2 separate regions of the Mus musculus genome follow, and region 2 is linked to region 1. Evidence: chromatin loops called from intact Hi-C (ENCODE). Cell type or tissue: gastrocnemius. All regions are shown on one strand. Each heading gives the region's core, and the rest is flanking DNA. Links, peaks and the distances in the headings are about the cores only. Region 1 overlaps Ipo8 (importin 8). Region 2 has its middle 17 kb from the start of Caprin2.

The links. Peaks named below come from ENCODE experiments on the same cell type or tissue, not always from the same donor. Only the 100,000 strongest peaks of a DNase experiment are listed, where the experiment ranks them.
Region 2: a loop joins it to region 1, with 3 times the contacts of the local background. A loop is called at or near these places in 3 of 42 quality-filtered maps.

The regions. Positions count from the first base shown.
Region 1 is chr6:148,793,762-148,806,691 of GRCm38, forward strand. Ipo8 (importin 8) reads right to left here. Exons shown (of 25, transcript NM_001081113.1): 9 at 12,624-12,758; 10 at 10,861-10,960; 11 at 8,152-8,228; 12 at 7,726-7,842; 13 at 6,420-6,509; 14 at 5,966-6,131; 15 at 4,862-5,022; 16 at 2,880-3,005. Among named protein-coding and RNA genes, the nearest start is that of Ipo8, 31 kb to the right of the region's middle. In gastrocnemius, for the core only: a CTCF peak has its summit at 6,193 (motif pointing right); no DNase peak of the experiment used is centred there.
Region 2 is chr6:148,907,181-148,920,110 of GRCm38, forward strand. No RefSeq gene overlaps it. Among named protein-coding and RNA genes, the nearest start is that of Caprin2, 17 kb to the left of the region's middle. In gastrocnemius, for the core only: CTCF peaks have their summits at 6,990 (motif pointing left) and 9,848 (motif pointing left); a DNase peak (open chromatin) is centred at 6,976.

The DNA of each region.
Region 1 (12,930 bases), core at 2,339-10,338:
TTGAGGAATAAGCAGGAGAGATGTCTGAGCAGATAGCAGTAGATGAGAGCCCAATTCGGTTCACAGGACAGATGTGTTGAGGTTTGGTCTTGCTATGTACTGTAAGTATGGGGAAGGGGTGTTGGGGGAAAGACCTGGAGTCCATACACACACAGAACCAAGTGATGCTATGTGACCTCAAGTTATTCCTGACTGGTAAATAAAGATGCCAACAACCAATAGCTGGGCAGAAGAGACATAGATGTGGTTTAGGATTCCTGGGCTTTGGGAGGTTGGACAGACCATGACAGGGAGAAGAAGGTGAAGGAGGAGGAGGAAGATGCCATGGGTTAGGAGTCAATAGAACATGGCCCTAAGGGCTGGCCAATTGGAGTTAAGAGCAGCCCAGATGAAACACTGTAAGTAATAACTTGGGGTTATTGATAGTAAAGTAGATTCTAATAGCATGGAGGATAGATATCTGTCCAGATCTTGTGCTGTTTAAGGCTTATTGTAAATATAAAGGTTTTGTATGTGTCTTTTATCCAGAAACTGAATGTTCAAAGGTGATGATGTATAAACCCTGCGTCGGGATTAAAAACTTCAACAACACAGATGCTGGGCAGTGCACAACTTCTGTAGTAACTACAGCTCCTGAGTATAATGCACCTTCCAAGAGCATGCATACACACATACACACACACACACACACGAACATGAACATGAACATGAACATGTACCTATAACTAAAATATACATATATGTATGTAACAACTAATGAAAAAAGGCCACGAATTTGAAAAAGGGCAAAAAGGAGTGGGAGGATTTGCAGGGAGAAGGAAGAGAGAAATGGTGTGCTTATATGATAATCTCAAAAAAGAAATACTTTTTAAAATTATTTTTTAATCTATGAAAAGAACAGGTGACCAGCAAATTACTGCTGGTTTTGCTTCTAATTTGCTTCTAATTATGCAGAAGGCTTTACATTTTCATCTGTAGGTATGAAGCCAGATGTGATTTGCTGAGTATGCCTCAACCTTAACTCATGCCTCCTTTGCTAAGTATGGTAACTTTGAAAGTTGAACACTACATGAAGTTTTTAAAAAATTAATATCAAATTCAAAATTGCAAGATGCTTTCATTTTCAAAATTATGCAGTTTTCTCTCTTCACAATACCCAGAAGGTTCAAACTACATGAAGTTTAAAAAAGAATTAATATCAAATTCAAAAATGCTTTCATTTTCAAAATTATGCAATTTTCTCTCTTCACAATACCCATACTTGGGAAAACTGGATTCAATGATTTCTAAGGTATTGTGAAATTAAAAATAAAGGTGAAAGTAGTATTTGCTTAAGTATAGCTACTCTAAGTCACTTTGGTCTAACTCACTGGTTACTGAAGACCAGAGTTTCAACATGAAAACACAAAAATAAAATATTGAATATGAAAATTAAAGATTCACTTAAAGGTCTTAGGTACAGGAAGGCCCGGCAGAGTAACACTGCACTACTTCAGCAAGCCCCCTGGGTGCCTGACAAACACAGGATGAATCTGCAGTCACATGGCTAACAGCAGTGTAACTGGCACCTGCTTCCCAAACCCTCACTTAACTGAGCAAATCTGTCACTTCTAAACATAGCAGTCTGTGCTCACAGACACAATGAACACATGGCTAATTTTCTTTAAGGAAAGGCCATGTTCCAGTTGGGAAGGAGAACTCTGGGTTTTCATCGGGAAAGCTGACATATGACAAGAATGGCCCAATGCAAATCTAGCCTGACCATTTGTGACCAGGTACAATAGCCTTCAGCCTCCTGACCCTCACTTCTGCCTTTGCAAAGAGACTCTCCTACCTATTAACATCCTTGAACCAGCTAAGTACTGAATACAGCATCTAAACTCTTGTCCCTGGGCCTCAGCAGTGACTACTGGCCAGAGTTTACTCCTGGCCTTACCTCTTAGTAAGAGGAAGGCCAGGAGGATCACCTCATCAAAGCCAGCCTTGGTTACAGAGCAAGTCTGGGGCCAACCTGAGTGGCTGAAGACCTTGTCTCAAAAAATTAATTCTATTTTACCTTAGTGTTCCTCTGAGAGTTGGATGTCTTCAAGTTTTTGCTTACTCCTCTCCAGTCTTACTGCACCTCTTACAACTATGTTCCTTTACTAATACTGGCCACTGTAACTGAAAGCTCCATCCTTCTCCACTAAGATTAGACTGTGGGTCCTAGAAGTCAAGACCCTTGTTCTATTCAAACAGCAATTCACAGAAACCTAGCCTGGCACACAGTAGATATGATGATCTGAACTCAGATTAGTGCAAAGGCTAATACTGTTGACTTTCAATAAATGTGCAATTTCCTAGCTCAACTATCTTAATACATTACTTTAAAATTTGAAAGCAACTTATTTGCTTGTGTGTTTAGAAAAAGGCTTTCACTACCTAGCCCAGGCTGGTCATAGACTTGTAGTCTTCCTGCATAAACGCTGAAGCTAGGACAATTTTTAAAACTTACCAATATAATGAAAAATAAATCTTTAATACCAAGACTGGGATGGTGAGACGGGTCAGCAGGTAGGATCACTGCTCATAGTGCTGGAGAAATAGTTCAGTGGTTAAGAGTGCTTGCAGCTTTTTCAGAGGACCTGGGTTCATATCCCAGCACCCATGTTAGGCAGCCCACAACTGCCTATAACTCTAGTTCCAGGAGATCTGATGTCCTCTTCTGAGGAAGCCCATACGTATATGCACACACGTTTGATATACACACACAAATACGTAAATGTGGCATGTACACACACATACAAATAATAAATTAAAAAGATAAGAACTCATAACCATTGCTCACATAAATTTCAGTTAATATAACCATTCTAATAAAACACAAGGTGCCCACCCACCTCTGGATGATCTTCCACAACTGTTAAGATAGTGTCGATGGTGTGTAAAATCCCCATGGCCATGACAGTTTTGTCTTCAATTTCTTCATACTCATCACTCTGAAGAACTTTACCAAATATCTCAGCCTGTGAACATTACATACATACATACATGTAATAATATTATATACATTATATATACATTATATTTGCTACCATGCCAAAGGAGCAGGCACTGCACACCCAAATGCTACCATTTCTCAGACACTAAGTTCTGCACTTTGTTGATCGAATCACCTTTTTTCTTGCAATGAAGGATGCTGGCATGCTTTAAGTATAACTACCCTTTTGTATCCATTGTAGTCACACACATGAAACACTTATTAAGTAACTTAACCAATAGCTAATATTTATTTAACTGTTAGTTATCTTTAGGCAAATAAAACTGAAATCTAGAAACACTGAAAACAAGTGTTTCTAAAAAGAAAAATGTGACAGAATATTTAAAAAATGAAAGCAAAGATCACTCAGAAAATTATAAAAAACAAAAACAAAAACCTAGACACAGACAAAAATAGAAGAAAGGGTATACGGACAGGATTCAGTTCCAGTCTGATATCTACATCAGGAAGTACAAAAGAAGGTGGGAAACATTTAAAAAAAAAAAGAAAAGAAAAGAAAATACCGAAGAGGCAACAACATCAATAAACTATTCTCCTGGGCTGGCAAGATGGCTCTGTGGTAAAAGCACTTGCCACATAAGTTTGGCAACAGGAGTTCAATCCCCAGAACACACATAAGTTTGGAAGAAGAAAACTAACCCCACAGAGTTGTTCGTGTTCTCTCTCTCTCCCCTCTCTCTCTCTCTCTCTCTCTCTCTCTCATACACACACACACACACACACACACACACACACACACGCACGCACGCACGCACACACACACACACACACACACACACACACACGCACGCACACGCCCTATGTATAGAAGGAAAATGAGATTCCAATTCCAAGTGCTCATGTTAAGAGTGTCATTATGGCCAGGCGTGGTGGCGCACGCCTTTAGTCCTAGCACTAGGGAGGCAGAGGCAGGTGGATTTCTGAGTTCGAGGCCAGCCTGGTCTACAAAGTGAGTTCCAGGACAGCCAGGGCTATACAGAGAAACCCTGCCTCGAAAAAAAAAAAAAAAAAAAAAGAGTGTCATTATGGCATTTCAGGATATTACAGATCAAAGGAACTATCCTGAATGGGGTTAATTTAAGGCTAATCAGTCCAGCCTTAGGAATATCTGAATGATCAAATACTGTCATATTAATATTTTGTTTACAAATAAAACTCAACTCCAAATTCTGGAGTTTAATCTATTGGGAGGGGAGGTTGTTGGTTGTTTAAACTCCTGGGAGCTTTTTTTTTTTTTAATGTGTATATGTTTTGCCTCCAAATATGTCTGTGCACCCCACACATGGCTGATGCTCATGGGGGTCAGAAGGTACCAGAGCCCCTGGAACTGGAATTACAGACAGCTGTGAGCTGCCAAGTAGGTTCTAGGAATTGAACCCTAATCCTCTGGAAGAGTAGCAAGAGCTCTTAACCACTGTACTATTATCTCCCGCCCTCATTAAGGGCTCTTTACCAAACTAATGTACACTTAGCTCATTCTTACTGCTGCTATGTGGCTATTTCTTCCTGAAGGGAGTGAAAGGAAGAGGAACACTTATAAGACTTCAGAAGTAAACAAAAATTACAAGGCTCTTAGAAGGGAATTCAGCAAGTTCATAAGATTCACAAGGCTCCTCTCCAAATTATAAAGACAACAAGTGCAGGGGGAGAGTGAATTGCTTCAATATTATGCAGGGAGCTCCAGAGATGAAGCTTTCATGGTCGGTCACCCATGTTGGAATGAGCTTTTCAGTAATGTGGCACCCTTGAGTCAGCCATTCTGTACATAGCAGGTTTCTGTAAGTAATCACATCTCTCCAGCAGAAGCCAGCCATCACTTACCAAGTGCTGGGTTGTGTCGACAGCGATGGAGGCCACGTCCTGACTGTACTCACATATGAGCTTCTGGATGACATTGGTAACATCGTCATTCTCCGTCTCTCTGACGATATGCAGCAGCTCCTGCATGATGAATCTCACGTACGGTTTCATGTGCTCCTTGGCTAATGCAGTCAGATAGATGAAATCAGCAAGAGCTCATCACTCAGACATGGTAACTCCAAGATAAGGCTCTAGATGTTGCTGTGCTGTGGTGAGCAAGCTACAAAGCCATATTAAATAACCTTCTGGAGTCATACAGCATCAGGCTGTGATGTTCTGCCTAAGGAATAATTATCCCAACTCAAAGGCCAACAGTTCTACACCCTATGAGAAACTCTAATTGCACAAATGCTGTGTCATGAGCCTGACTGTGGATCCAGATGACAAGTGTAAAAACCCTTGCCCACAGAGACTATGGTCCACACTGAAGAGAACCATCACTGTCCTGCCCAATCTTTACCTACCCTCCTCAGAAGATCTTTACACCTCATCCAATCTTCCTGCTAAAACAGGACATAGCACATGCTCTCATAAAGCTAAACTTACTTGCAAAGGTTATTTGGATCTTGAATAGAACATCTTTGTGAACAACCCAACAAACTGTGTCACTGCACACTGGAAATATTACCTGCTACTTTCTGGACTAGTAGCACCATGGAACCCTAGAGTTGAATCTTGGTGCTATCCAATCTAACTTCTTAAACTGAGACAGGAGGAAATGAAGGCCTGACAGGTTTAGAACCTTGCCAGCCTTTAAGCTGCAGAGAGAAGCTGGATGCCCTGCCCACTTTCACATGGTCAGTCAGAGAGCAACAAAGCTGGTCCAGGTACCTTACTGCCCAGCTTACTCTACTACCCAGCAATTAGTGTTTCTGACTAAATTTTTCTGGAAACCACAATCCACAGAACTAAAATGGGCAGAATAAATACCTATAAAATTCAGAAGTGGAGCAAGGAATCTAAACTCAGGATCCTCAGGCTTAGAAATCTGCTTCTTTAAAGAAGGAAGTGAGTGAGATTATTTAAGGCTATTTATTTAAAAAGAAAAGATACATGTGGCATCACCTTGTGCCTGGTTGGAGATCAGCGACTGCAGTGCAAGGGCAGCTTCCACCTTGACAGGCATCTCCTCGTCTTCAATCAGGCTCTTCTTGGCTAATTCTACTGCATTTCTGAGGTTGAGCTCATTGTGAAACTTCAAAGAACTAAATGCATGCAGCACCCAGCAGGACTGCAAGGAAAGAAGGGGTACTAACTGGGGTGGCAGTGCTCTGAGGCTGCGTCGGAACAGCCACTGGATGGCATCATTGTGTCAGGGGCAGCCACTGGATGGCATCACTGTGTCAGGGGCAGCCACCAAGATGACCGCTCTGTGAGTGTCAAGGGGCAGTCACTGGCATGACAGCACTCTGTGACAGTGTTCCACATGAAAAGCCTTTCACCAAATCATCACATTCACTTAAAAACTACCCTACAGGTAGAGATCTTAAGATTCATTACAGATATAAGGAAAACTTACTCTAGCTCGAAGATATCCCAGGTTAGACATTAATAATGGAAATACATGATTCTGCAGGAACAGCTCAATTTGGTCCTTGAATAAACTCTTCTGTTAGGAACAGAAATTCAATTTTAGTGTGCCAATGACTATATCATAATTTCTGAAAAGTATGCTTATGATGACTTGTAAAATTGTTTGATATATACTCTGCATCTTTAAAACAAGTCAGAAATCGCATCTTAGATCAATCTTATATTAACTGATGTTTGTAGAAAGAACAAATTATACTAAAATCATTTCAGATCTTTCTTACAGAGCTACAGTTTCACGATGACAAACTTGCAAAAGTAAATTTTCTTTTTGTTAAGAAAGCAGGTGACAGAGTTGGTGAGATGGCTCAGCAAATGAAGATGCCTGCCATCAAACCTGATCACCCGATTTGATCCCTAGTACCCACATGGAGACAGGAGAGAACTGACTCCCAACTCCCACATGCTCTGACCTCCATACCTGTGTTGTAGGACACACACACAAAAAGGGACATACACACACACTTAAAAGTAAGTAAATAAAACATAAAAAAAAAGTTTAAATACCAAAGATTAAGAAATATATTTTTAAAAATAGACAACAAAAGAAAGGATATTTATAGGAAGGTGACTAGAATTAGTCACCAATAATTTTCATTCTTTTATTGGCTTGAGCTTCACAGCTTTATTAACTTAAATTTTGATAATCGAAGCTGGAAAAAATGGCTCAGTTGAAACAAACTGAGAAAATGGCTATCTGCTACACAATGTGAAGACCTGAACTGAGATTTCCAAATGGGCCAGGAGCAATTGTACATCAAACCTAAGCATGTGGGTAGTAGAGCATCAGATAGGTCCCCAAACCTCAATGGCCAGTCAGTCTTGTAACTGGTAAGTTCCAAGCCAATGAGATACCTGTCTAAAAATAATTAAATACCAGCTAAAGAGATAACTCAGCAGTTAAGAGCTCCCGCTGCTCTTCCAGAGGACGTAGGTTCAAGTCCCAGTACCCACATTGCATCTCATAACCTTCTGTAACTTCAGCTTCAGGGAATCTGACACCTTTTTCTGGCTTCCTGAGGCACCAGGCATGCATATGGTATTCAGACACACATGCAGACAAATACCCATACATATAAAGTAAGCGAAATAAAAAAATAAATAAAATGGGGAGCCATAAAGGAAAACACCTGACTCCAAACACATGTATATATACATGAACATACACACACTATCACACATACACTACACAAATACCCTCCACCACATGAAAAAAAGAAACTGATAGTCTTAACCTTCAACAAAATCTCAGCCAGGGAACCAATCACATGCAGGGCTCCATCTTTCTTCCTAGGGTCAAAGTTCGGGTCTGTTAGTATCTGATAACAGAACGCCATCATTTTTGGCAACACCTAAAGAAAGCGAAGAATCCATTTCAATCTGTGTGAATCTCCATCTTGTCACTACCGAGCTAAGTATGAGCATTTTCAAATTTAATTGTCAAAATTAAAACTAGTTTATTGCATTTTTCTCATCAACTATAAGCTCAAGAAGAAGGTATCAAGGATGCTTCAACCTTTTACTTGAACAACCACAAAAACTATTTAAAGTGACAGGTTATAAGTAATAATGATATATATTTTCAAGTATTAGGACATATTAGGATATCAAATCAATATGAACTACTTTTCAGTTTTAAACTACAAAGAACAACTGTATACCTCTTTTCTTTTCTTTGCAGCTGTATACAAGAGGGTCTGGGCCGCTGTGGTAGGAGAAGCATAATCTTCGAAAATATCTAAAATGTCAGAATAAATCTTGGTAAAAACACAACTCTTTATTATACAGATTTTAAACCTGGCCAGTGGTTTACAGACTAAAGTCCCAAGACTTTCGTACATAATTTATGAGTTAGCATGTTTAGTTACCTTGTGCTACTTTTCAAGAGAAAGACAAAAGAAAACCAGTATATCCCAGGATTCTATTTCCCTGAACACAGGAAAAGTGCTTCACTTCTATATTAAAATACAACAAAAACTTACTCAGAGTACCCTATGTGCCAGGCTCTAGGCTCTAGGGACGCAAAGATCAAATATGGAAGCTTACAAGGCAGAGACAGAGACGACCCAAATGTACTACAGCAGGCAGGCTGAGAGCACAGATGTGAAAGGGTTAGGAAACAGTGATTAACACAGAGAAAACCCTCCTGGCCCATTCTCTGTTAAGTGACAAGAATGAAGTGACCAGTAAGTGAGGGGAGAAAGTCATCCATGGGACTCTAAAGACAAAAACTTCAAGCAGAAGAAACAGCAAGGATGAGTTCTAAGGAGTACCAGGCACTTAACAGCACTCAATGGATGATGTATCAAATGCTGAAGCGCTTACATACTACTTAACACCATAAACACTTCCAGTTTCACAACATGCCCTCATGCATGTTTGTATACCCCATTCATGTAAAGGGGTATAGGCCACAAGAAGGTTTCAAATCCCTGGAACTGGAGTTACAGACAGTTGTAAGCTGCCATGTGGGTGCTGGGAATCTAAATCCTCTGGAGAAGCAGTGAGTGCCCCAGGCGGTGAAATTTGTAAATACCCATGACAGCAGAAAGGCTGAGAACAAGCATGAGAGGGTTTTATTTTTACTATTGTATCATAGTGTAAAGATGCCAAAGCTATTAGTTGTTATCTTTAAAAAGAGATACCATTTTACCAAAATAAATAATAAATTAAATAATGTTAGGCCTATCTAAGTTAAGTAAATACACTATACATTACAAAAATCAAACAGGTGCTAGGTTAAGAAGTTGGGCACAGTGGTACACACATATAATCCCAGTGGTGAGGAGACTGTAGCTAGATTTCTGCAAGTTCAAGGCAAGTCTGAGAAAGACAAAAGAGTCTTACTCACAACGTCAAAAGAAAAAAGGACTAAAGATGGAGCTGGAGGGTGTCTGAACGGTTAGGATGAGGGTGGAGAGATGGCTCAGTGGCTAAGAGCATGTTCTGCTCTTCTAGAAGACCCAAGTTCAGTTCCCCAGCACCCACATCAGGCAGCTCACCATCACCTAACTCTAACTGCAGTTCTAAGGAATCGAACACTCTTCTGGATTCCCCTTGGGTACCCACACATACATGGTGCGCGTGTGCGCGCGCACACACACACACACACACACACACACACAGACACACATCTTTTAAAAATAAAATAAAAAATGTTAACTTTTTAACTAAAGAATGCCTTAGGGTTGGAGGTTACCTCAGTGTAGACGACTTACCTAGCATGCATGCTGCATAAAGGCTTAAATTCAATCCCCAGCATACCTTGCCAGGTAGGATAGCAAATACCTATAAATGCAGCACTCAGAAAGCTGAGTCAGGAAGGCTGCCAGGAGTTTGAGACCATCCTACTACATACTGAGTGAAATCCCATTCAAAAAAAAAAAGGAAGAATGAGGAAGAATGTCTTCATTCTTCTGTCGAAGCCAACAAGGAAAGGTGCAGACACAGGAAGAAAGGAAAGCAAGTCCTGCACAGAACTTTTCAAGGCACGATGGAGAAAGAACAATGGAGAAAGGTCAATGTTCCTCCTTCCCTCGTTCCTCCTGGAATCAGAGCATGCTAAGCTCTGTAACTCTGGAGCCCACGATCTAGGCCCAGTCAGGACTCTATGCTGAACTTTGGAACCTAAGACATCTAACTCAAGAAGGGAAACAATTTTCTTACAGTACCTTCAATACATCTATCTCAGTTCAAATCTGGCAATCTTCATTTCAACATTACTGAAGGCAGACTAGTGCCAATTAAGACCAGGAGAAATTAGAAATGAGAACAGAAAAAAAGAACAGAAAACAAAGCAAATGAATATGGTAACATTGTCACTCTCTCGCATATCTCCGATACACAATAACATCTGCAACCGGGTTTTACCCAGACAAAGGGGGAGTTGTCACCAGCAACCTACTCAGCACAACAGCTTCTAGAAAGATCCAAGCCCAATAGATTCCCAAAGGAACTGGGTCACATACAGTGAGGCCAATGAGGGAAATCCTATTCCCTGATGGAATATGAAGTTCAAAGGAGTGGGAGGGTGGGGATGCACCAAGCTGAGTTGCTTCCCAAATGTGCAGGAACCAAAATTCTCCCAGAATATGCGTGCAATGTGGTAACACAGAGGAGAAGGTGGTCTCACCATTTCAGACTCACAGCCTGTGTAGCCAACCACTCTGCAAAGACCTTAGCTCTGATGAAAGAGATGAATAAAGCTACTTTCATCTCCCTCACCCAGAGGCACCAAGCTCCTTGGCGCAAAATGACATCAACTTTTCAGAATTTCATAGCTCATCAAGAAGAGCAGAACTGCTTCGAAATATAAGTTTAGTTGTATTTACATATGCAGGACATGCTGAGGGAAAACTTGTCTCAATTACCAAATTTCATCCTTATGTATTCATACGGATCTTCTTGCCACAGCTCTTCATCCTCGTCTTTATAACACATCACAGAAAAAATCACATCTTCAGAGATATTCTACGACAAGAAACAAACAAGACAATTGGGTACTGGCTAGTCCAACAAGACTCATAACATTAGTTTTCCAGCTACAGAAATCCTTCTCAGCCTGCATTCACAGACATAGGGCCCAACAGCTGAAGACTCAGAAAGACTGAACACTTGGAAACTGGAGGCTAGAAGCAGAAAAGACCAGTTAAACGATGCTCCTTGAAATAAGGACAAGAACAGCAGAACTTTACTAACAAACCAACAGCAAACACTCCATGATTTCTAGTGGAAGGAAAATGCCACCAGGGTCACATTTACTGTGACATTTCTCATTGTGAAAATGTTTCATGTGTCCACATTAGTCTTAAGTATCAACACATCAACAGCATTGTGTGTTTTCTGCTTCCATTTCCAAAACACTAGTACTCTACTCCACAGCTGTGTTTCAGGGAAGGTTCCTAAGCAGCCCAGGAACAGAAGTCCAAGATCACTGGGCAGTAGTGGCGCACGCCTTTAATCCCGGCACTTGGGAGGCAGAGGCAGGCGAATTTCTGAGTTGAGACCAGCCTGGTCTACAAAGTGAGTTCCAAGGCCATCCGCCACTTCATAGGAAGTTTAATATCACTCTGGGCTACTGTCTCAAAAGACAAAAAGAACTCTAAGCATGGCATGGTGGTACATGAATTAATCCCAGCACTCAGGAGGCAGAGGCAGGTGTATCTCTGTGAGTTCAAAGCCAGCCTAGTTTATATAGTGAATTCCAGGACAGCCAGGGCTACACAGAGAGACCTTGTCTCAAAAGAAAAAAAAATTTACACCAAGAACTCAGAGTTTATTGGAAGTAGAGATTCACTTTTTGATGTCTTCAAATTACCCAATTATTTATTTGCAAATAAAATGAATATACTATTGATCCATCATTTACCATTTTGGTTTCTTCAATTATTACAAATAATGATGTTAAATTCTATTTTTTCTAGAAAATAATTGTTAATAAAAACAGGGTTAGACATTAATAAAAGTTTTTAAAATTTAATAAAAATTAAAAATAAAATAAAAATAATAAAGCTGTTTTTAACAAAACAAGACTTCAACCTCTGCTAAAGAATTGAATCCAAGAAAGGAAGGAAGTTAAGAAGGAAGATAGGCTGGCCTTTTGAAACATAGCCACAAGAGAAAAATCATTTATCAGACATCATCTTCTGCAAAATACCACTCCCTTTGTAAAGCCCTACTGGCAGATTTCAAAATGTTTTCAGACAAGGGTCAAGGAAGCATTATGATGTGCCTAACAGAACAGAAACTAAGGCTAAATAAATGACTGAAGGAACCTATGCCAAGCCTCCCAACTCACAAACCTCAAATGCTCCAACTTTGCAAGCCCTTTATAATGTAAGGCTGTACTTGTAAGAAATTATTGCTACTGGAAACAAAGATGAAATATAAAACATAAGACTAAACAATACCGCTGGTGAGGTGGCTCAGTGGGTAAGAGCACTAACCGTTCTTCTGAAGGTCCCGGGTTCAAATCCCGGCAAGTACATAGTGGCTCACAAGTACACTGACAGCTACAGTGTACTTATGTATAATAATAAATAAATCTTTAAAAAAAAAAAGACTAAACAATACCTACCTGATCTAGAAAAACTAACAACCAACAAAGGTTTAGAGAGCCACCACCAACACTAACCTGTATATGTGGCTTCATCTGCTTCCAAGTCACAGCATGGACAACCCCTTGGTTTAGATAGTTGAAAGCTTGCTGAAGAACACGGGGGGCTATATACTCTTTCTGTCTGTATTGGTCTAAAATTTTTAGTAGTACCTACAGGAAAACGGGTGGGGGTTGAGAGGGAGGAACACAGAACAATTACTAGGTTAGAAAGGAAACAGTGTTTACTCTATGACATAAAATACTATAGAGACACCAGGCTATGCAAGCGGATTTAGGGAAGATAATGTGAGAATCCTCATGCAGGCATTTTACTTTTTAGATA
Region 2 (12,930 bases), core at 2,948-10,947, 110 kb after region 1:
CCCACAGAATTCAGAAAAGGGTTGTGATCCCTGGAACTGGAGTTACACACAGTTGTGAGTTGTCATGTGTACACTTGGAGTCCACCCCAAGTCCTCTAGAAGAACAGCCTATGCTCTTAACCCTTGTGTCATCTCCCCAGTCTTGTTTTCATTTTTTTTTAAGGCAGGACCTGTCTCACTATATATCCCTGCCCAGCCTGGAAATCAACATGTAGACCAGGTTGGTCTTGAACCTGTGTCGATCCTCCTGTCTCTGCCTCCTTGGCGTTAGGATCAGAGATGACTGACACCCCACCTACTTTATAAATAAGTTTTTACAGCCTATCTCTCTCCATAATTATTTAATAAGTATTGAATGCAGAACAACATTGTTCTACTTTAGGTGAGATGGCTCAGCGGTTAAGAGCACCAACTGCTCTTCCAGAGGTCCTGAGTTCAATTCCCAGCAACCACACGGTGGCACACAACCATTTGTAATAGAATCGGATGCCCTCTTCTGGTGTGTCTGAAGAGAGCAATGGTGTACTCATATACAAAATAAATAAATAAATCTAAAAAAAAAAAAAAGAAAAAACAAGAAACAAAGTTGCCTTCCAATTTTATTCTATAACTCTAAATTATAAATTAGATAACATAGGTGATTTTGTTTTTCTCCTATAATGTCCTCTCTGGGTTCTGGGTCAGACTTCCTACCAATAAATTCCTGAATTTTGCCCATTCTGCTTAGCTAAAATGAGCTATCAAGCTTTGGCTTGTTATAAATTTTCAAAATGAAGAAAAAGTAGTTAAACTTTGAAGTATGGTTCATTTGGAGAAACTGGTTATTGCATATTTTGTAGAATAGCATTTAACTCAATTTCTCTAAAATTAAGACACAGTGACTTAGTGAACCGAATGGAAGAACACGGCACAGATTCATTAAGATATGCAACAAAACTTGGTTACAGAAACAGCAACAGCAATATGAAAAGCAGCTCAACTGGAAATATTGTGAAATTATTTTCAACTTCATATGCTAAATGAAGGAGATGCTTTGATTGCTATGTAGATAATAGAGAAAGCCAAAGTCATGAGCCTGGTAAAAGCTGTGTGAGCAATTTACAAACTGCTTATGTTCTAATATCATAACACTACACAGTAGTACATTTAATGGGGAGAGTTCAATTTTAATAAATGACAGTTAAGTGAATGATTTGAGTAAGTCATTCAAAAATCTCAAGTTATATTTCATCTTTATAGCCAGTGAGCTAGAAATATAGTCCCAGGAATAGTATTCTCCCAGCACCTGTGTGACAGTGAGTTAAATATCTGAGTCGTTTTTTGAGGGGAGAGTGGAAGTTGAAAGATCCTCCTGCCTCATTCTCCCAAGTGCTGGTGTGCACCACCACATCTGTCTTAATCTTTAAAGAAGTAAAGGAAATAAGGAAGGAACAAGTAACTACTGCTGGCACTGGGGATTTGCAAGTGAGAGAGGAATTACCTAAGGGTTAGCTGAGATTCTCCTTTCAGCACTAGGGAATTTCTTCCTCCAGTTCTCTTTGCCAACCCACTACTCTCCACACAATCCTACCTCTGGCCTCTACTTCACATTCCAGCCAACTCTCTGAGAATGCAGATGCTGAGCCAGATGTGATGATATATCCCAGATGCCCCAGCACTCAGGAGTCTGAGGCAGGAGGATGGCAAGTTCAAGGCTGGCCTGAGCTACAGAGCAAGACAGATCCTATCTAAAAGTAATAGCATTATTGGGATGCAGTTAGGTATTTGCCTAGTATACTCAAGATTCTGCTTTCAATCCCCAGAACTAAAAAGAAAAAGACACAAATGCTGGAAGTGGGCAGCCTGGGTTGAAAGCTGATGGGCCTCAGACAGTCACTTTAGATGTTGACACTGTAAATGGAAACAATATTAGCACAGTTTAAGATAAGATGACCAAGCCTCAATCAGATTCCTACAAGTTGGGGCTGGAGAGATGGTTTGGCAGTTAAAAGCACTTACTGCTCTTCCAGAAGACCATAGTTCCATAGCAAGTGCTCACAACTGCCTCAACTCCAGCTCTAGAGGATTCTATATCTTTGACCTCCACAGGCATTGCACTCGTATGCATAACTTAAAAATGAGAGAAACAAATCATTAAATGGAAAAGAAAGAAAAAAGATTAAGTGAATTAAGACATATAGAGTGTTTTTTTTTTGTTTGTTTGCTTGGTTGGGTTTTTTTTTTTTTTGGTGTTTTTGAGGCAGGGTTTCTCTGTATAGCCCTGGCTGTCCTGGAACTCACTCTGTAGACCAGGCTGGCCTCGAACTCAGAAATCCGCCTGCCTCTGCCTCCGGAGTGCTGGGATTAAAGGCGTGCGCCACCACGCTCAGCCTATAGAGTGTTTTTGGATGGTCCACCTTCCTGTGGTAGGCAACTCCCGACAGTTTCCAATGATCTCTGATTCTTGGTTTAGATCTGTGATACCTCCCCTTGAGTGTGAGCTAGAACCTAATGACTTCCTCTCAACACATGGACTATAACAAAAGTGACAGTGGATGGTAAATGTTTGTTTGTTTATTTGTTTTTGAGACAGGGTTTCCCTGTATAGCCTTGGCTGTCCTGGAACTCACTCTGTAGACCAGGCTGGCCTCAAATCAGAAATCCACCTGTTCCTTCTTCCTGAATGCTGGGGTCAAAGACATTCACCACTACCACTTGCCTTCGATGGTGATTTTTTTTTAATATATGAATTTAACTGGGCTATAAGATACCCAGATAGCTGATAAAAATTGTGCATCTGTCTGCATATGTGAAGATGTTTCCAGAAAAGATTAGCATTTGTCTGTATGGATTAAGTGAAGGAAAGTGCATTCACCAACGTAGTGGGCGTCACCCTACCCAAGAAGAACACAGCCAGAACAAAGTTTAAATTTACTCTGCTTGAGCTAAGATAGACATTTTGATCAATCTTGTCTACTGCCATGTGCTTCCTGGTCCTCAGGCCTTTCTTTACGTAGAAGGAAACTCTACCAGTGGTTTTCCTAGGTCTCCAGCTTGCAAACTGATACCACTTCCTACTTCCCCTCCTTCTGTTGCTAATCTCATCCCCACCCCACCCTCTGCCCCTGCAGTGCTGTGAACTGCTCCTAGGAGAGGCTTGTGTAGTAAGAAACTGAGGCAAGCCTTTAGCTACCAGGCCATGAGAAAATGATGACTTAGTAGAACAATTTGCAAGGAATCTCATCCACCTAATTAATGTCCAAGTAAGGAAGCAGCTCATCCCTCCTGACTGAGTTTTAGCTGCCTCTGAAAACATAGCCTGAGTACAGCCAGATCCCTGATACACAGAAATTTAACTAATAATAGCTGTGTTAAGTCAGGCATGGTGGTGCATGCCTTTGATCCCAGAATTCATGAGGCAGAGGCAGGTGGACTGGAAGATCCTGACAGAATGTAAAAGGTCACAGAAGCCCTGAAATTGGCAAAATAGATTTCATTGTTAGTAGAACTAGCTTCACTGATTTAGAAAAATAGAGGTGCACAATGCTCTGGCCGCTCCTCGAACCTGTGTGTCTGCCAATGTTCTGACCAGGTGTGTGCCCACTGCTGCACCACATTGCCAGGTGTTTGTGATATTGGTTGCTATATTGGTTGCTGGGAAAGAGTCGGAAAATCTCCCCAGCAACCACAGTCGGGGCCAATCCGGAATTGCTGCACCTTCATTAGACTCCTTCCTAGTTTCCCTCCCATACCCATTTCTTGAGGAATCAATCATTTTAGAATAGACAGACATTGTTTAAATCTGGAAATCCCCTACTCCCCCCTTCTCCTTCCCTCCATGAGGGCCTATAAAGACTTGGACCCCTTTCCCCTCGAGGTCGACTCCTCTACCCCTGCATGGGATATGAGTCGTCCCCAGAGCTCTGGCTTTCCCCGAATAAAGCCTCATGTAGTTTGCATCAACTTGGTCTCTCTTGAGTTCTTGAGTGTCCGCCATTGTCCCGAGGCCTGAGTGAGGGGTTCCTCTCTGAGTCTTTCAGGACCTTTGTGAGTTCTTGGCCAGATAGAGCTGCATAGTGAAATCCTGTCTTTAAAAAAAAAAAAATGTTGCCAGGCGTGGTGGCGCATGCCTTTAATCCCAGCACTCGGGAGGCAGAGGCAGTCAGATTTCTGAGTTCGAGGCCAGCCTGGTCTACAGAGTGAGTTCCAAGACAGCCAGGGCTATACAGAGAAACCCTGTTTCAAAAAAAAAAAAAAGTTATAGTAAGTTATTATACACTATCTAGGGATAATTTCTTTTTTGGCAATAAGTTAAATGGTATCAAGTACCCTACAAATGTCGGCTAGTGACAGAATTCTCTAGTTCCTTTCCCCTCCCCCCAATACTCACATACCAGTGAATAGACCCACTCACTCCAAGTTGATCAAACCAAAAGGAAGAAAAATATTTAATTCTCTCTCTTTTTTTTAAAGATTTATTTATTTATTATATGTAAGTACACTGTAGCTGTCTTCAGACACACCAGAAGAGGGCGTCAGATCTTGTTACGGATGGTTGTGAGCCACCATGTGGTTGCTGGGACTTGAACACTGGACCTTTGGAAGAGCAGTCGGGTACTCTTACCCACTGAGCCATCTCACCAGCCCTAATTCTCTCTTTTTAAATTATTATTTTTTTACTTATTCACTTTACAATTCTCTTTTTTAACCCTTCCTCTTTGACATAGAACAAGCTTCATGAATATCTGAGTAAGAACAATTCAGGAGTGTATTGAATTAAGGTCGAGGGTTTTTTTCTAAATTATGTATGTATGTATGTATGTATGTATGTATTTAATGTATGTGAATACACTGTAGCTGTCTTCAGACATACCAGAAGGGGGCATCGGACCCCATTTCAGATGGTTGTAAGTCACCATGTGGAAGAGCAGTCAGTGCTCTTAACCACTGAGCTATCTCTCCAGCCAAAGGTTGAATTTTTTTAATGAGTGAGAGACAGAGGGAGAGACAGAGTGTTGGGAGCTATTAAGGCAACGCTATTGTCCTGATCTCTGAATTGGGCCTCTCCCCCCGAGAAGAAAAGGGGGTCAAAAGCGGGCCACCAGATGCACCGCTCCGAGAAAGTCAGCGCCAGATGTCCTGACCTCAAGATGTACCCTGATACCACCAAGTTCCTGCTTCCCCTTGTAGTCGCCAAAAGAAAAATTTCTGCTGCCCCATCCCTCCTGCTGAGGTGCATTTCCTCTGCCCCATTCCTCCTGCTGAAAGGCACTTCCCCTTTTTTCTTGTGCTTTTAAACCTTGGGCCTGGCTAATACATTGGGGGCTTTGATGCATTCCAGAACGGTTTCTGTGTCGTTATTCGCACAAGGCCCTCGTCTCTCTCTACCCCCCCATTTGGTTATTAGGAGGAGGTCCCCTCGAGACCCTCGAATAACTGGACCTGCTGGATGGGTCAACAGAGAAGAAGGGAAGGAGGAAGGGAGGGAGGGAGAGAAGGAAGGAGAGGGGAGGCAGAGAGAGGGAGAGGGAGAGATCCTATGTGTCTATGCATAGAACTTCAAGCCAGAGAGAAAGTGATTTAAAAAAAAAAAAAAAAAAAACAGAGAAGGAAGTCAAGGTCATTAGGGTCTTGAGAGCAGTAGAAGAAGAGGCTTGGTTTTCAATCAAAGTGTGATGGGAAATGAAGAGAGGACATTAAATAGAGTCATTAGATGATGTCATGTTTTAATCTGAGTCTTAGTTCTTGTACAAGACTCTTTGGCTTCAGTATGGAATAAAAGTCAAGGGTGAGGCAGAGAGACAAGCAAGGGAAATGTTAGTATTCTACACTAGCAATGGTCCTGTACTTCAGGTCAAATACACTGGTAATAACTCGTCTGAGCAGAGGGGTAGATTTTTGAAATATGGTTGATAACACTGGCTGAATAATGACATGAACCAAGAGGCCCTGAGTTTGGCTGGCATGAGTTTAGTTTGACGTATAGGAAAAGATGAGGAGGAGCATAGAGCTAAAAAACAAAAACAAAAACAAAAACAAAAAACAAAAACAAAAACGAGATCCTGTCTAAAAACAACAAATCTACCTCAGGAGAGAGAACTTTTGGCCTTATGAGCTACTACAAGCTGATCTGACTGTTCCAACCCTGACTTCCATGTCCATCTGCTTCTGACTGTTATCTGATGCTGCCCCCACACTGCTCAGTACTGCTCTGGAAGGCCTCTGGTAGTGACATGCCCAGTACTGTGATCTCTGATACTATCTCCTACCACTCTTACTTTTTACATTGGCTCCCTTCTCTGGGTCTCTCTCTCTCTCTCTCTCTCTCTCTCTCTCTCTCTCTCTCTCTGCCAGTGCATGTGTGTGAATAGAATATCCTCTAGGTCTGCCATTTAACATGGGGGATGTGGGTTTTCTGACCAAAATATGAGGTTCTTGAGATCAAACCCAGGAGCCTTTCATATGCCAGTCACACACTCCACCATTCCATTTTATTAATACCATTTCCCTCTCTACTCTCTTCTTTCTGTCTTCCTTTTCCTTTCTTTTTTATAATACAGTTTTATTAAGAAGAATGCTCATTTATTTGTTTTAGTAGTAAGTCAAATGCATTATAATAAATTTAACTTAGCAACTTCTCATTGTTACTGGGTATACTTACTTGTTTTACATGGCATCTTCAAGATCTTCCTATAAACACTTGTCTTCCTCCTTTTCCCCTCCTTTCCTTGTTCTCTCCATTTCCTTCATCTCTTCCTCTTTCTCCTCTTCCTCCTTCTCCTCCTCCTTCTTTTCACACTTTTATTTTGAAGCCAGGTTTCAACTCATAGTCCTCCTTCTTCAATCTCCCCAGTATCTGTTCAGTAAGCACAGCCCTAATATATGCATTTTGGCATAGCCACTTCCTTCTTTAACTATTTGCTACAGCAGAGCTTCCAGTGTTTTCCTCAGGTCACAGAAGCAATACTTGTAAGACACAACCATACAGTGTATTAGCGCCATCTTCTGGACTAGCCAGGGCACCAATTTCTGTACCATGAAAAAAATGTTGTAAGTAAACTCTCCCTTTTCCCATTTAAAATTCCATTCCCTGTGTCCAGTCCCCAGGACCCAGTCCCACATATATACCGCAATCCCTGTGGATACACATTAGCCAGGCCTACAACTATTTCAGAGTACAATCTTTCCTTCCCCTCCAAAGCAGGCACCATGCCTCTGAGTCTGATGAGTAAGACAGATGGACACAGAGCCAGGGCTATACAGAGAAACCCTCTAAAAAAAAACAAACCAAACCAAACAACAAACAAACAAAAACCAACAACAATAAAAACTGCCCACACATAGACACAAAATAAATGTTTAAAAATAATATATATTTTTTAAAAGGTGGCAAGGTACTGGCAAGCTTTGGCAGACCATGCCTGCAACCCTAGCATTTGACAGGCAGAACCAGGAGGATCAGGAACTCAAGATTATTCCTACCTACATATAGTGAGTTTTAGTCCTCCCTGGGCTACATTTAAAACAAAACAAAAGACAGGTATCACCGTGCCCTGGAAACCCTGATATAGACTAAAATATATCTGGTTCAGCTTTTTAAATACAATCCGCAATCACAATGTTGTGCTTCAAGTTATTTTTTTAAGATTTTTATTTTTGTGTTTAATTATGTGTCTATTATATGTCTGTCTGGGAAGGAGGGGAATGTATATGTTGAGTGAGGACTTCCGCAGAGACCAGAAGAGTATATCAGATTCCCATGTAAATACAGGCTTGCCTGAAAACCTGAGTTCAATCTCTGGGATACACACACATGCACACACACACACACACACACACACAATAAATAAATAAATAAATAAATAATAAAGCTGGGCAGTGGTGGCACATGCCTTTCATTCCAGCACTTGGGAGGCAGAGGCAGGAAGATTTCTGAGTTCGAGGCCAGCCTAGTCTACAGAGTGAGTTCCAGGACAGCCAGGGCTACACAGAGAAACTCTATCTTGAAAAAAACAACAAAACAAAACAAAATACAAATAAATAAGTAATAATTTAAATTTTAAATTAAATTTTAATTTAAAATTAATTACAATTTTAAAAATTTAAATAAGACAAACAATAAGTAAATAAATTTAAATTAAATATATGCTGGCAAGTATGAAGCTGCTGTCAATGGTTGCTGGCTTATTCACATTGCACTTTTCTGGGCATGTGTCTGGCAGACTTCTGGGAAAGAACATGCAGAGGACGACATCAATGTGCTTCTTTCTATCCTTGATAATTTAACTACAGAAAAAAGTAAAAGAGCTAGACATGTAACATACATATGTAAACCCAACACTCTGGAGGCTAAGACAGGACTGCTGTAAGTGCCAAGGCAGTGGGCACTATATATTGAGACTGTCCCAAGAAAAAATGAGTGGACTGGAAGATGGCTCAGCAGTTAAGCACTGGCTGTTCTCAGAGAGGATCTGAGTTCAGTTCCCAGGGCTGCTAGCTACCAATCCTGATTCAGTAACCTCTTCCAGCTTCTGAGAGCACCAGGAATGCACATAGTGCACATAAGCATACAGACAAAACACTTATACACAAAATATTCACATACATTGTAAAAATAAATGTAAAAGAAAGAGGTCACGGGTGAGGCTCTAAGTTTAGTGTGGTCATCCTGCTTCTGCTTCTCAATTCTGGGATTATCCTGGCTAAACAAACAGGAACAGATTGTAAATTGAGTGTGGTGACTCAGGCTGTAATCTCAACACTCAGATAGCAAGCTAAAGTGAGATCCTGGGGGCCCGGGGTGGGGGGTTGGGGGGGAGTTTGCTCAGTGGTTTAAGAGACTCAGGTTCTATTCTCAATACTTACATGGCAGCTCACAACTTTAATTCTAGTTCCAGGGAATCCAAGACATATGCATATAGGCAACACACACACACTAAAATAAAATTAAAAAGAAACCATTTTTAACATTTACATTTGGGCTGAAGTAGCTACTTACTAAACTATGGGTGAAGCAACAGATTAACTCATCTTTGCCCTAAAATATTAGAGTGACCACTCAGTGAGTTTATCTAAAATGAGGGTGTTAAGAAATTTAAGTGTTGCCGGGCAGTGGTGGTGCACACCTTTAATCCCAGCACTTGGGAGGCAGAGGCAGGCAGATTTCTGAGTTCAAGGCCAGCTTGGTCTACAGAGTGAGTTCCAGGACAGACAGGACTACACAGAGAAAGCCTGTCTCAAAAAACCAAATTAAAAAAAAAAAGAAAGAAATTTAAGTGTTTTCTTACTTTCTCTAAATGATTACCTGTACATATTTATCTGTGAGTGTGTGTGAACGCCTAGAAGGCCTTGGGTAATCTCTATCACTTTCCCCCTGTTCCTTCAGGGACAGCATGGTCAACTCAAGGCTAAATGTTTGTGTGGACCTTATTATGTGGGTTCTAGGATCCAAACCTCAGTCCTCAAGATTAAGTCATTCTCCAGCCAGTAACATTTTGTCATTAAAGGGTGGGTGGGGGAATGCCTACTGGGCATGGGAGCACAAGCCTTTAATCCCAGCACTCAGGGAGCAGAGGCAGGAAGATCTTTGTGAGTTCCAGGACAGCCTGGTCTACATAAACCCATCTGAAATTATACAGGTCCTTCCGCGCCCCCCCCCCCCCCCTTCTTAGATAGGGTTTCTCTGCCTAGCACTGGCTGTCCTGGAACTTGCTCTAAAGACCAGAGTGGCCTGGAACTCGGAGATCTACTGGGCACTGCCTCCCAAATGTTGGGATTAAAAGCATGTGCAATCACCAACCTGTTGAGATCCTGTCTTTTAGAAAAGTATACCTAAATTCTTAACATGTTTTTCACCAACGCCACCTGGTGGTGCACCAGAAGAAAATTGATTGAGCCTGTTTCCTGGGACAGTTTTCTCAGTACTTCAGCCCACTTGCAGTCTATGAAATGTTTTTGTTACTGAACTTGGGGGTTATAGCCAATCCTCTACTGAGGATTGTGAGTCTGAGGACAGGTAAACTCGCTCTAATTGAAGCTGAGTTTGCAACCTGGTGTTAAAGTTCAGAGGCCCCAAGTAACCGGCAAAGAGGCTATAGAACTATAGGGGATTTGCCATTTCCCATAGGAAGCAGGGACCTTGAGTGATGGAATAGTGAACAGTAAGTTTATCTAAATAGCTCAAGTCCAAGAATACACTTGTGTCTTAAACAGCAACACAACTGTTCAGTTCCTTTTCTAATACTACCAGGGACCTGCTTAACAACTTGAGGCTGCTGAGCCATTATTTAAGACTGAAACATAAACACAGGCACAAACCCCGTCTTTCCTTGCAGCTGCAAAATCCCCTGCCTGAAGTTAAGTGCAGGTAAGCTATGTAAGTATAGACATTCTAAAATAGAGTAATTTCCTCCTTTCCAGACATGGAGACAAAAGGGCAGCTCTGATTTTAGTCACCTTCTACACAGAATGAAAAGATTTGTCTAAGATCCCCTAGACTCAACATACCACAATAATAAGTAGCCTTTGCCCATGGTGCAGGGAACATGATACCAACAATGAGTAACCAAACTCCACTGCTAGCTAGAGAAATTATCCAATAGGACCCTCTGGCTCCTTTCTTTCATGAATGAGCCCATGAAACTCCTACCTTTGATCCAACTTGGCTGTCTCTTCCTTTTCCAGTCCCAGTTCATTAAACATCACACAAAAACTGCCAGGCATCAGGATGCTGGATCAATATGGACACTGGACTACGGGTGCCTGGAGAACTTCAGCATGACATTGACAGCTGGCACTAAGTTCTGGCTGTTTTGAAGCTGTTTTTAACCCAGGATTTCATATACCTCAGGTGGTCTAGAATTGTGATCTTCCTGCCCCCATCTTTTATAATACATTTCAAACTGGCATTAAAAACAAAACTGGGGTTTTCTGGATCAGCTGGAAGAGTGCTGCTGTCTAGTAAGGCGAGGACCAAAGTTCAGATCCCTTGTATCCAGTCATGTTGGGGCACAGCTGTAATCTCAGTAGTGGAGGCAGGAGGGGGTCCCTGGTGTTTCTAGTTATGCCACAGCTTTAGTAAGAGATCTTGTTTCAAACACTAAAGGCGTACACATGAACCACACACAAACAGGTAAACTCATCTTCCATGACCAGCCTTTGCAGGAAGCAGAAAACTTTTCTGGATTAAAGAGGCACTGGCTGCTGGACCATCAAGCTAGTTTACAGAGTAAACAAATGTGGGCTGGAGAGTTAAGGTCCCTGGTTGCTTTCCTTTTCCAGAGGAAGGAACACCAACGTACACAAATTTAAGAATAAATAAATAATTTAAAAAGCAAGCAAGCAGGCTGGAGAGATGGCTCAGCTGTTAAGAGTACTGACTGCTCTTCCGAAGGTCCCGAGTTCAAATCCCAGCAACCACAGTGGCTCACAACCATCTGTAATGAGATCTGATGCCCTCTTCTGGTGTGTCTGAAGACAGCTACAGTGTACTTTGGGCCACAGCAAGTGGGCCCGGAGTGAGCAGAGGTCCTGAGTTCAATTCCCAGGAACCACATAGTGGTTCACAACCATTTGTACAGCTACAGTGTATCATATACATAAAATAAATAAAAAGCAAGCAAACATTGCCTGATGAGGTGGCACACCCCTTTAATCCCACCACTCAGTAGGAAGAAGAAGGTGAGCCTCTGAGTCCCAGGCCAGCCTGGTGTACAGAATGAGTTTCAGGACTGAGGCCTATACAGAAACCCTGTTTTGAAGAAAAAGAAAGCAAACAGGAATCAGAAAAGCAGGCTTTATTCAAGTTAAACTCTTTACACTTCCACTCAGCTGCAGGTTTGTTTAAGAATAGTGGTGATTTGGATAAGAATGGCTCTCAAAGGCTCATATATTTGTTTCAATGTTTGGGCTGCAGCTTGTAAAAGTATGGGGAGGATTAGGTGTGGGCTTGTTGAAGGTATGTTACTGGAACTAGGCTTTGAGGAATCAAAAGCCCACCCAGCTTTCTCTACCTCTGGGTTGTGTCTCTCTCATGATTGTCTCAATCTGAAAGCTTTCAGCTTGATTCAGCTTCATGCCTGACTGCCTGCTGTCAAGCTCCCACAATGGTCATTGACATTTCCTTCTGAAACTGTTAGGCAAGATCCCAATTAAATGCTTTCTTTTGTAAGTTTCTCTGGACATGGTACAAAAATGTAATTAAGACTGAACTTTACAGGACTTTTGATCAGTGTTTGATCACTTGGCTCATGGGTGTTTCAGAACAGATCCACCTTCCTACTTCTGTAATCAGTGGTAGCATCATAGATCAAAATGCTAGTGTGTTGGTTCAGTTTGTCCTAGTTGGTTTGCCAATTTCACAAACCTAGACTTCTCAGGGAAGAGAATCTAAATGCCTCTGTGTTGGTTTAAATAAGAATGGCCTCATAGGTTCATGTATTTGAATCCTCGTTTCCAGTTGGTCAGCTGTTGGAAAGGGTTAGGACATGTTGGAGATGGTGCGCTTTGAGGTTTCAAAAGCCCAGGCTAAGTTGCTTTACTGTCCACTGACTTCTGGTAAGAATGTAAAGCCCTCAGCTACTTGCAAGCACCATGCCTGCCATGATAACAAAGTAACCCTCTGAAACTGTGAGCAAGCTCTCAACTAAATGCTTTATCAGAGGTGCCTTGGTCATGGTGTCTCTCACACCAACAGAATAACTAAGGCAGCCTCTGTAATATGTGGCACGTTTTCCCGACTAATGATTGATGTGGGAGGGCCCAGCTCACTGGGGAATTAGTCCCAGGTTGTAGAACCATGAAAAGCAAACAAACAGTCGGCAGCTCTCCTCTATGGTCTCTGCTTCAGTTCTCACCTTGACATTCTGACTCCTGGCACTGGAAGGACAGAAGCAAACAGTCTATATACAAGCTTCCCAGCTCACAGAAACTGGAATATGAAGTCTGAGAAAC